Linked DNA regions of Homo sapiens: region 1 is linked to region 2. A link is an interaction called in ENCODE POLR2A ChIA-PET data of the cell type or tissue named here. Cell type or tissue: HepG2. All regions are shown on one strand. Each heading gives the region's core, and the rest is flanking DNA. Links, peaks and the distances in the headings are about the cores only. Region 1 overlaps NEDD4L (NEDD4 like E3 ubiquitin protein ligase). Region 2 has its middle 29 kb from the start of MIR122HG.

What was found. Peaks named below come from ENCODE experiments on the same cell type or tissue, not always from the same donor. Only the 100,000 strongest peaks of a DNase experiment are listed, where the experiment ranks them.
Region 1: POLR2A ChIA-PET joins it to region 2 with 5 read pairs; 3 of 35 experiments call an interaction of 5 or more read pairs at or near these places.

The regions. Positions count from the first base shown.
Region 1 is chr18:58,055,958-58,061,335 of GRCh38, forward strand. All of the region lies in intron 1 of NEDD4L (NEDD4 like E3 ubiquitin protein ligase), which reads left to right. Among named protein-coding and RNA genes, the nearest start is that of NEDD4L, 14 kb to the left of the region's middle. In HepG2, for the core only: no CTCF peak of the experiment used is centred there; no DNase peak of the experiment used is centred there.
Region 2 is chr18:58,414,667-58,420,044 of GRCh38, forward strand. No RefSeq gene overlaps it. Among named protein-coding and RNA genes, the nearest start is that of MIR122HG, 29 kb to the right of the region's middle. In HepG2, for the core only: no CTCF peak of the experiment used is centred there; DNase peaks (open chromatin) are centred at 2,255 and 3,335.

The DNA of each region.
Region 1 (5,378 bases), core at 69-5,068, 360 kb before region 2:
GGTGTTGAATAGGTTTAGATATCAAAGTGATAGCTATGCATAGCTATACTCACCTGTGAGCGGTCAGCTCTTCAGTGTTTCTTTCAACTGACTTGTAATATCCAGCCACTGTTGGGTGTGACCTAAAGTGTATCTCTTCCCAAACAGAAGGGAGGAGTTGACAAACACCATGTTACTTTTAATCAGAGACTTGTCCTTGTCCCCCTTCCCCCAGCCTTTTAATAATTCTGAATTCATGTTGCAGTCGATATGTGTTTAAAGTGTTGGTAGGTTTCTTGTACTCACACCATCCTCCTCCACTCCTCTCACCCCCAAAAAGTGACAGCTGACAGTTGATGGCATCTTAGAATTGTGAGGCTTGAGTTGGTCTGTCTCAATTCGTGTTTTATGGTGGCCCATAAATTGTGAAAGATAATTGATAGTTGTCATGGGAACTAGTTATGTTGTTCAGCTATGATGTCTCAATTAGGAAATGTTCACCTAGACAGTAGGGAAATGGGCCAGCTCAGGGATGTCTTCAGGAACCAGGTTCATTGTTTTTTCTGCTTTCCCTTCTACAGCCTGGCTCTTTCCAGGGCTTCTTGGTCCTAGGCTGGCTGCCACTGACAGAGCTATGCCTTTTTTTATTTTTTTACTTTTTTTCAAGACAGTCTCACTCTGTAGCCCAAGCAAGAGTGCAGTGACACCATCTTGGTTCACTGCAACCTCCACCTCCTGGGTTTAAGCGATTCTCCTGCCCCATCCTCCCGAGTAGCTGGGACTACAGGCATGTACCACCACACCCAGCTAATTTTTGTATTTTTAATGGAGATGGGGTTTCACCATGTTGGCCAGGCTGGTCTTGAGCTCCTGACCTCAAGTGATCCACCTGCCTCGGCCTACCAAAGTGCTGGGATTACAGGTGTGAGCCACCATGCCCAGCCAGAGCTATGCCCTCTTTTTTTTTTTTTTTTGTTTGTTTGTTTATAACTGTGTACTTGTAAAGGAAAGAGAACGGCCTCCTGTGCCTTAAATCTTCTGTTGTGTCTCAGGGCCCACAGAGGCTGAGATCTGTTCATCCTGCAACCAGTCACCGTGGCAAGGAGGAGATAGAATTACCTTTTTTTCTTACCTTTTGAGCCAGGGGTAAAGTCAGGCACGGTGACCCTGCATTCCACACCTTGGATAATCCATCCACCTTCAGAAATGCCCCTGGCTTCGTGAAATGCACATGCTCCCTTTCTCCAGGGAGGTGACCCGAATATGCAGCTAAGTATTGCAAGGATTTCTGGGTAATATTACACCTGAAAGGAGGTTTTTTTTTTTTTTAATTATCTGGTGATTTATGACTAAATAGGCTATGTCTCTCAAAACATTGAACCTGCAATGGGCAAGAAAGAACAGGATGACTACAATGAACCTTCTATTTGGAAAAGGGGAAAATAAGACACTCACAGTGGGGTAGCTGGCTGAACAGGAACAGCTGGGAGCGTTTGCTTTGGTCAGCCGGTCTGGCAGCTTGCCTCTGCTGAAGTCCGTCCAGGGTGAGAATCTCGCTTGGTCATTGTCCTCTGCAGCTGCACCTGGATGGGGTAGGCACTGGCAAAGCTCCTTTTCTTGGGTGCTGCTTGGCATTAGTCTGGGGCTTCAGGATTGGTTGTCTTGGGGTTGAATAGCCACAGGCTTGTTCCAGCCTTACTGAGAATGTCTTTGGCAAAACTGCTCCCAGGAAAACTCAGGCTCTGAGTTTTGTGTCTAGTCAATTCCATGGGCTGGTAATGGCAGCCAGTGATCTCACCTAGATGAGGTCTGTGGTTCTGGGAATTCCTGGGTCTTAACAGTAAGTCCCACAGCCCTGCTAATCCCCACCACATCTGCCTTGAGGCAATTTTAAAATAGCCTAGAATGAAGAGGCACACAGTTTTGGGTCTAACAGACAACAGGGGCAGTTTAACCCACTCTGCTTTTGCTCTCTGGTGTATCAAGAATGAGCAACTTCCCCACACTGGGATTGTGGGACTCTGAGTACCCACTTCCCTTCACTCAGCCATTCCAATTTCTTAAAGCAATTTTTAAAAAATGGTGGTAAGGCCGGCCGCGGTGGCTCACGCCTGTAATCCCAGCACTTTGGGAGGCTGAGGCAGGTGGATCACGAGGTCAGGAGGTAGAGACCATCCTGGCCAATATGGTGAAACCCCGTCTCTACTAAAAATACAAAAATTAGCTGGGTGTGGTGGCACGCACCTGTAATCCCAGCCTCTCGGGAGGCTGAGGCAGGAGAATCGCTTGAACCTGAGAGGCGGAGATTGCAGTGAGCCAAGATGGTGCCACTGCACTCTAGCCTGGCGACAGAGCGAGACTCCATCTCAAAAAGGTGGTAAAATACACATGACAAAATGGACTCTCTTAGCCACATTAAAGTGTATGGTTTGGTGGCATTACATGCATGCACACTGTTGGCAGCCATCACCCCTGTCTAGCCATGGAACTCTTTCATCTTGCAAAACTGGAAATGCCTTACTCGTGAACCAGTACCTCCCCATTCCCAGCCATTCCAGTTTCTTGTAGCGCATCTTCTCTTTGATACAAAATCTTTGATAGGGTTTTGATTGCAGGCAACAGCAATTGAATCTGATGAATTCAACAGAGAAAGAATTAACTGAAGGAATTTGGGGTAGCACTGGAGTACTTGTCACACTGGAGAGACAGGCCTGGACAGGGGTCAGGGACCAATGAAGCCTGGGCATCCAGAATCACAGCTGTTAGTGTGTTTTATTATTTAAGAGTGAGCTCAGAGGTCACTGTTCAAAGCTGGGCACTCTGTCTCCAACTATCCCTCTTCACATCCCAGACTCAATAGCACCTTTCTGCATAGTTACTTCTACTGAATACTTCACTGACAGCAATGAAGGATTGTTGGTTTATGTGTCTGTCTCGTATAGATTAGGCACCTCTTCAGAGCCACAGCCACATCCCAATGATTTATCTCCAGTCCCAAGCACCGAATCAGACCCCTTGACCGTTTACTCCATTCAAGTGATGATCTCAGGTTAGATAATCATGAGGTCAGTTGGTCAAAGCAAAAACATCTTTTTAAATGTCTTTTTGAATTCTAATTTGTTTATGCAATATAGATTACTCCTCCTATTTTCTTCTTCTTTCTTTTTTTTCCTTAAGAGATGGGATCTCAGTATGTTGGCCAGGCTGGCCTCTAACTCCTGGGCTCAGCGGTTTCTCCCACCTTGGTTTCCTAAAGTTCAGGGATGACACGTGTGAGCCACCGTGCTCAGCCCCTCCTCCTATTTTCTAGTCTGTGTCATTACTGAGAATTTTACTCTTTATTCTCTTTCCTCAAATTCTAAGTGAAAAGACCTCTCCTCTCTAGGCCCCAAGAAAGGCAAATGTGTTCCACGGAAGAAGGTTGCAGACCCATGTTTGATTGCTTTATACCATATTTCCCCCCCAGAGGCTCTTAAAAGGGCAAAGAAGGTGTTGAAACTGCCACTGTCAATACCAGAGCATCTGCTTGAAACCAATGTTTCTTTTGTGACTCCAGGATCCATGCTGCCTGGCTAAGAAGGGCAGTGTCCTCCTTGCCCAGGTGTTAAACCACAACAGACCTAGAAAACTGAGATGTCACTCCTCCCCTGGAGTGACAGCAGTGTTAGGAAGTTTGGAATCTGCCAACCCACCTCATCCTGTCCATGAAGTTGTCACTTGGCTAGGTGTTGATGTAAATGTGCTACAGAAACAAACTCACCTCTTGTGGGACATGGTGACTCTGGTTAGTAACAATGTATTCTTCAAAATTGCCAAGACAGTAGATTTTAAATGTTCTTCGTATGCAAACTTGGTAAGTATGTGGGGTAATGCATAGGTTAACTAGCTTGAATTAACCATTCCGCAGTGTGTATGTATTTCGAAATAACATGTACATGACAAACAGATACAATTTTCATCAATTAAAATAAACATTTAGAAAAATAACATAAATCCTCACAATAGCCCTTTGAGGTAGGTGCTGTCATTTTATAGGTGGGGAAACTGAGGTTCAAGGAGGTTAAATAACTTGCCCAGGGTCACAGAACTACTTAGTAAGTGGCTGAGCCAGGACTTGAACAAGCAGTCCGGTTGTAGACACCCGGAGTGGAACCATCACGCTGTGGTGTGTCCGGGAGTGCTTCAAGCAGGGGTTGGTTGGGGGTGGGGTTGGGGTGGGGAAGGCACAGCTGAGGCCTGAGTGGCCAGACTGTAAAAGCCAAAGGAAGAAGTGGCTGGATGTGAACAGCTTTGTGGACCTCATCAAGGAGCTGGGACTATATTGTTTGAGGCACCTTGAGAAACCTGTTGAGATCTGGGCTTTTCTTATTAGTAAGTATGTTGCCCAGACTGGTCTCGAACCCCTGGCCTCAGGTAATCCTCCCATCTCAGCCTTCTGAGTCGCTGGGATTACAGGTGCAAGTCGTTGGGCCCGGCAATCTGGGCTTTTCTAAAGCTCACCATGCAGCTTTGGGGAGATTGGATTTGAGTTGGACAACCCTAGGCAGTTGCAGAGCTGTCCAGGCAGAAATGGTGATGACGGTGAAAATGAGCCAGGGGATAAGGCAGGAGGTATTTAGGAGGCAGATTCCATTGGATTTGGTCACTGATTGATTAGGTACAAAAAAAGGGAGGTGTCTAGAATAATCCCTAGGTTTCTTCAGAGGACTAGGTAGATGGGAGGAGGGGAAGAAGCCTATCTCTATTAAATACTTAGTACAGTGGCTCTAAACTGGGGCCTGTCTTGCACCCTTCCTTCTCCCCTAGGGGACATTTGGCAATGCCTGGAGACTTTTTTTTGAGACGGAGTTTTGCTCTTGTTGCGCAGGCTGGAGTGCAATGGCGTGATCTCAGCTCACTACAACCTCCGCCTCCTGGGTTCAAGCGATTCTCCTGCCTCAGCCTCACGAGTAGCTGGGGTTACAGGTGCCTGCCACCACACCCAGCTAATTGTTGTATTTTTTAGTAGAAATGGGGTTTCACCATGTTGGTCAGGCTGGTCTCAAACTCCTGACCTCAAGTGATGTACCGGTCTCGGCCTCCCAAAGTGCTGGGATTACAGGCGTGAGCCACTGTGCCCGGCCGCCTGGAGACATTTTTGATTGTCACAGCTTAGGAGATGCCTCTGACATCTAGAAGGTGGAGGCCAGAGATGCAGCAGAACATCTTACACGGCACAGTACAGCTCCCACAACGATCATCTCGCCCCAAATGCTGCCGAGGTTGAGAAACCCTGCTGTAGTGTAGTATCAGTTTTACGTGGTTATCTAATTGGATCCGTGAGCCAGTCATGTTAGATCATAAATATGATTTTTCCTGTTTTTCAGATAAAAAACTGAGGCATAGACAGGATGGGTCAC
Region 2 (5,378 bases), core at 54-5,053:
TCCAAACCCCTTGCTTCATAGATGAGGAAACTAAAACTCTGAAAGGAGAGATTTCTTGCCCAGATTACCCAGTTAGCAAATAGTGGGGATAAATCGAAGCCCACTCACTCAACCTCCAGTACCATGGTGGGTTGAGTTTTTCCCATCACACTATTTGACCTCTTATCATTTGTCTCCAGAACTTCGCAGTTCATATTCTTAGTCATCCATTGAACCTCTTCTTCATTCATTCTGGAGTTTCCTCTAGAGCCAAGCGATAGGCTGGAACCTGGGAGGAACTGACAGCAGGATCCATTCCTTCCTTGGAGAGGCCCCGGAGGGGGTGCCTCACCCCTCCTTCCCCCCTCCCTTCAGAGCTCTCTCCTGGCTTTGGAGGGAAGGGAGCAGAGGTGTCTGAGCCCTGTCACAATCCTCATGTCCCCTCATCTGTCACCCACGAAGGCAGCTCCTAGCAAAAGCCTTTGCCGACTGAAGCCACTGAAGTAAAAAGAATGACCTCTGCCATGAGCACCTCTAAAGGAGAAGAAGCAAATGGGTTGAGGAAGTTACAGAATCTAAAGCAGGTGCAGATGGGAGCCCGTTCAGTGGGAAGAGCTTTTCCTTTAAGAGGACCGGAACTCACAATGGGTTCAGTCGCAGCTCTACTGATAGGGGTTTCACTGATCTGCTGAGCGTATGATGTGCTGTCAGAAAGCCCTAGACAGCTTCCTGAATCACTGAGAGGGTTTCCGAGAGTCAATGGAACAAAAAATTAGAAAAGGAATGGTGTTCTGTTGAGATTCTTGCACCCCTTGAAATTTAATCTGTCATTCAAAACGATTCACTCACCGACAAGAAAAACTAAAAATATTTAAGCATGACATTTGCCTTCATTAAATAGTCATTTTGTCATACATGGCTGGAAATTGAGTTTTCTGAAAGATTACTAGGAATTGTCTGCCTCTGCTGCTGGGTGTTTGTGGCTTCAAAATGAACTCGAGCATGGGGGATGCCCACATGTGCAGAAAGGATCTCAGAACTAAGTCCAAGCTATCAATTCATGCATTAGGTTGGTGCAGAAGTAATCGCGGTTTTTGACATTAAAAGTAATGTCAAAAACCGCGATTACTTCTGCACCAACCTAATATTAGCAGCAGCAATTGGATTCAACTACTTTGACAAAAATGCAAAGGGCCTGGTGGCTGTGCCTGCCCTCAGCCTGCTCCAGGGAGGGCACCCTCCTGTCCCTCCATGAGTGAAGCTGCTCTATTCCAAGCTCTGGAAAGTAACTGAGTCATTGAGTTTGTCTCTAGGTGATTCAGGTGCATCAGGTTTCACAGATGGTATCACCCAGGACCCATCTGTGAATTTAGAGACCCTCATTCTGTGAGTCAAACCCACAGTGTTTCCAACCCAGGTCCATTTCACAGGTAAGGGCTGATCCTCCCACTCTGTAATACAAGCGCCTAAACAACATGGGTCCAAGGATCCAGAACTTGACCTGAAAGGGAACAGGCAGAAGGATTCTGCCCCCAAAGGATGGGGAAGGAGGAGGAAGCCACCAAAAGGACAAGAGCGAGGTGCTGGAAGAGAGGCCCTATCTGGAGAACAGAGTGCAGAGAACACCTGTCCCCCAGGGTGGGGTGGGCCTGACCCTCACGAACCATGCTGAGACAGCTGAGCCCAGACCCCCAACAAGGCAGGGCAGCCTGGCTACTGGGCACGCAAATTCAAAAGAGTTTGAGTTTGAGGGCAGAACAGCAGTCTTCAAGAGGCAGAGGATGTATTCAAACTATGAAAATATGAGGCTCAACTCTGAATAATGTTTCCCCAAATTGATTCAAACAAGAGACAAGCTCAAGGTCTACGTGGGAAGCTGCCTGGCAGCACTGTTTTTGAACTAGCAAGAGACTGAACCAATCCAAGGAACAGTTTAAACCAATGATGGCCCCTTTTTAGAGCCGGTTGCCGTGGCACCTGGAAGGAGTTGATTGAGAAGTCTCAATCCATGAAGTGTAAATATAAAGTTTCTTTTCTGCCCCCTAAATTGCCTTTGTGCCCCCTAATTTGCCTTTCAACTGCCTTGTGTCTAATCTCTCCTGACTGTCCTTTAATGACAACTTGGGCAGATCCTGCAACTTTCTGTAGTTGGAGTGTGTCCAGTTCTCTGTAAATTTCAATCTTGTTAATGTTCAAAAGCCTCCCCTCCCCAGCAGCTGCCGAGCGGTGGCCTGGGCCGAGCTCTGAGGTCTCTCCTGATGTTGGGGGCAAGGAAGGTAGCCAGATGGCTGAGTTCTTCCACTTGCTGGTGGCCTGTCGGAGGCAGGAGCTCCCTGGTATCTGCTTTAGCGAAGAAGGTTCTGTAGTTGGAGTGTGTCCAGTTCTCTGTAAATTCCAATCTTGTTAATGTTCAAAAGCCTCCCCTCCCCAGCAGCTGCCGAGGGGTGGCCTGGGCTGAGCTCTGAGGTCTCTCCTGATGTTGGGGGCAAGGAAGGTAGCCAGATGGCTGAGTTCTTCCACTTGCTGGTGGGCCTGTCGGAGGCAGGAGCTCCCTGGTATCTGCTTTAGCGAAGAAGGTTCTGTGGGATCCTGGTGGTCTCTGAGGTGGTGGGTGTGGCTTTCATGGGAGCAGTGTTCAGCTCCACCCCAGGCCCTCTGTCACTGGGGACCTGCCACAGGAAGGGGCTTTGTCCCCTTTTGGTCCAGCCTGGGGAATGCCAGCTCCCAAGGCCCACTTTTGGCACTCCTGGAGCACTCTGGAAAAGCTCCAGTAGGTCCTCTTGGTAGTGCTGAGGCCCCAGAACTGGGATGGCAGGGCTGTCTCTGGCTTCCCAGCCATAGCGTCCTACACCCCACAGATCCCTTCTGCCCTCTAGCACAGGCAGCCAGCGGGTACCCAGCCTCTATGGTCACACAAGCTTCCTCTTGGCTGTCTCAATGCCCTTCTTCCATGGCGTGCCCTCATATGGACCCTCGATTCCGCGGCTCAGCGAGCATCAGGCTGAAGGCCCGTTGTCTCCCCTTCTAGCAAGCTCCACAAGTGACTCTCCAGGATCCCTTTCCCATCCACCTACATGACAGGAAGCTTTTTGGGAGGAAAGGAAGTCACGTCTCCCCAGGCAGACAGAAGTCCCCAAGGCTGATTTTCCACCTCCTCCCAGGCCTAGTGTGCTCCCCACAGAAACCTGCCTGGGTGGTTGATGCATAAGGAAGGTTTCCAAGTCCTCTTAAGTTATTTGCAGAGGCGACGGCGGCCTCTGGTCAGGGCTCTCTGTAGAATGCAGGAACACCTAGCATCTTTTGTTTACATCATCGACCCTTGGCTGTAATTCCAGAACAAGTGGAAAAGTCCCACATCACATCCTATTACTCATCCAAAAATAAAGAATAAAGGAACTCTATGTGTACTGACACAAAATGACCTCAACAATAGATTGTGAAATTTTAAAAGCCAGGTTCGGAACACCATATGTAATGGCCCCAATTTGTAGGAAAATGTAGGCTACAATCTACACATATGTGTCCATGGTCGTAGTCTATTTCTGAAAAGGCACAGGAAATGGGTAACAGTGGTTGCTTTGGGGGATGGGGCCTGGGGTCCCACTTTTCATTTTAGGCTTCTTTCAATGGAAGGTTCAGAGCAGGCACCAGCTGAGACAACAAGCTGGGAAGGCAGAGAGAAGGACCAATTAGAGTTGCCTTTACATTCATGAAGCAAAGGAAAGGAATGGGTGATAGAGGGAAAAGGTGGCATATGTGAAGCAAAGGGAGAAGGGCTTTGGTGCCCACAAAGGAAACAAAGACATATTACTTTTATTAAATTTACTAGCCAGGCGCAATCTGCTTGCGAAGAGGATGAGAGGCAGTTTACCATAAAAGGCACCAGGGACTTATTAGTCTAAAAACAGGAAAAAGAACAGCCAGTGGAAAAGTAGTGAGGCGAGGGAATAATTGTTTCTATAACAAAGGCACAGACTTCACTCTTCCACCCTCATGCAAAGCACTTGCTCACACACTGTCTCATTTCAACATCACCGCCACTTAAGGAGATGCTATGATCAACCCCACTTTGCAGATGAGGAAACTTCAGTCAGAAGCTGCCTTGGTTGGTGTAGATGGCACAGGGGACCAGCCTCCACTTTTTTTCATTCCAAGCGTGATTCTTTTTTCTGCATATGCTCCCAGAAGTCTAGTGCCCTAGATAATAATAATAATAATGGTACTTTTGCATGTGCATATGAGAAGCCCCTGACATGTGTACCATCTCAATCCGTCCTCTCACCAAATGTTGCTCTTAGTCGTGTTTGCACCTTCACTCTACAGAAGGGGAAACAGGTTCAGAGATGTTCAGTGACTTTGATAGGGTCACAGAATTTGAGATTGGTTGAGCAAGAATTGAGTCCTGGGTTCATAGCTCCACCTCCCTGCCCTGAAGGGGCCAGCACACCCTTTGGCCCACCAGAGAATTCTGCCTAGTGACAAGTACCGTGACCATTGGCTCAGCATCCTCTCTGAAGTTTCTGACTTCCAATGCTGCAAGCTGAAATGCAAAAGGGAGAATTTAAGTTTAAAACAAAGTAGCTCTGACAGAGTGAAGTCTTCAGATATGGAATTTACTTCTAAGATAAATAGTAAAACCCTACATTGCAGCATGGGAAAGAAGGAGGTTCCCTGAAAGTTTCATCAGATAACGAAGTCTCTCACTTCAATAGCTCAGTGTATTACGTAGAACACGCTCCTAGTTTTTCTTCCCAATCACATCGGCTTGTTCCACCTATTACACAAATGTGGGAATAAACCATGAGCATCTTGAGACCTGGCTTTACATTCTTCATCTGCATTTTTCAACAGCCCAGGACAAGGCCCGGCAAAGAAGGGCCTCAAAAATGTTGGATAGATGAATGTATGGAGGAATGGATGCATGGTTGAATGGATGGATGGACGGATCCATGGATGGATGGAATGGATAAATGGATGGATGGATGGATGGATGGATGGATGGATGGATGGATGCATGGATGGATGATGCATGGATGGATGATGCATGGATGGATGGATGCATGGATGGATGGATGCATGGATGAGTGGACGCATGGATGGATGAATGAATGGATGCATGGATGGATGGAATGGAATGGATGGATGAATGGCTGGATGGATGGATGGATGGAGGCATGGATGGATGGTTGGATGCATTGATGGATGGATGCTTGGATGGATAGATGCATGGATGGGTGGATGCATGGATGGACGAATGAATGGATGCATGGATGGATGGATGGATGCATGGATGAGTGGATGCACGGATGGATGAATGAATGGATGCAAGGATGGATGTATGGATGCATGGATGGATGCATGCATGGATGGATGGATGCATGGATGAATGGATGCATGGA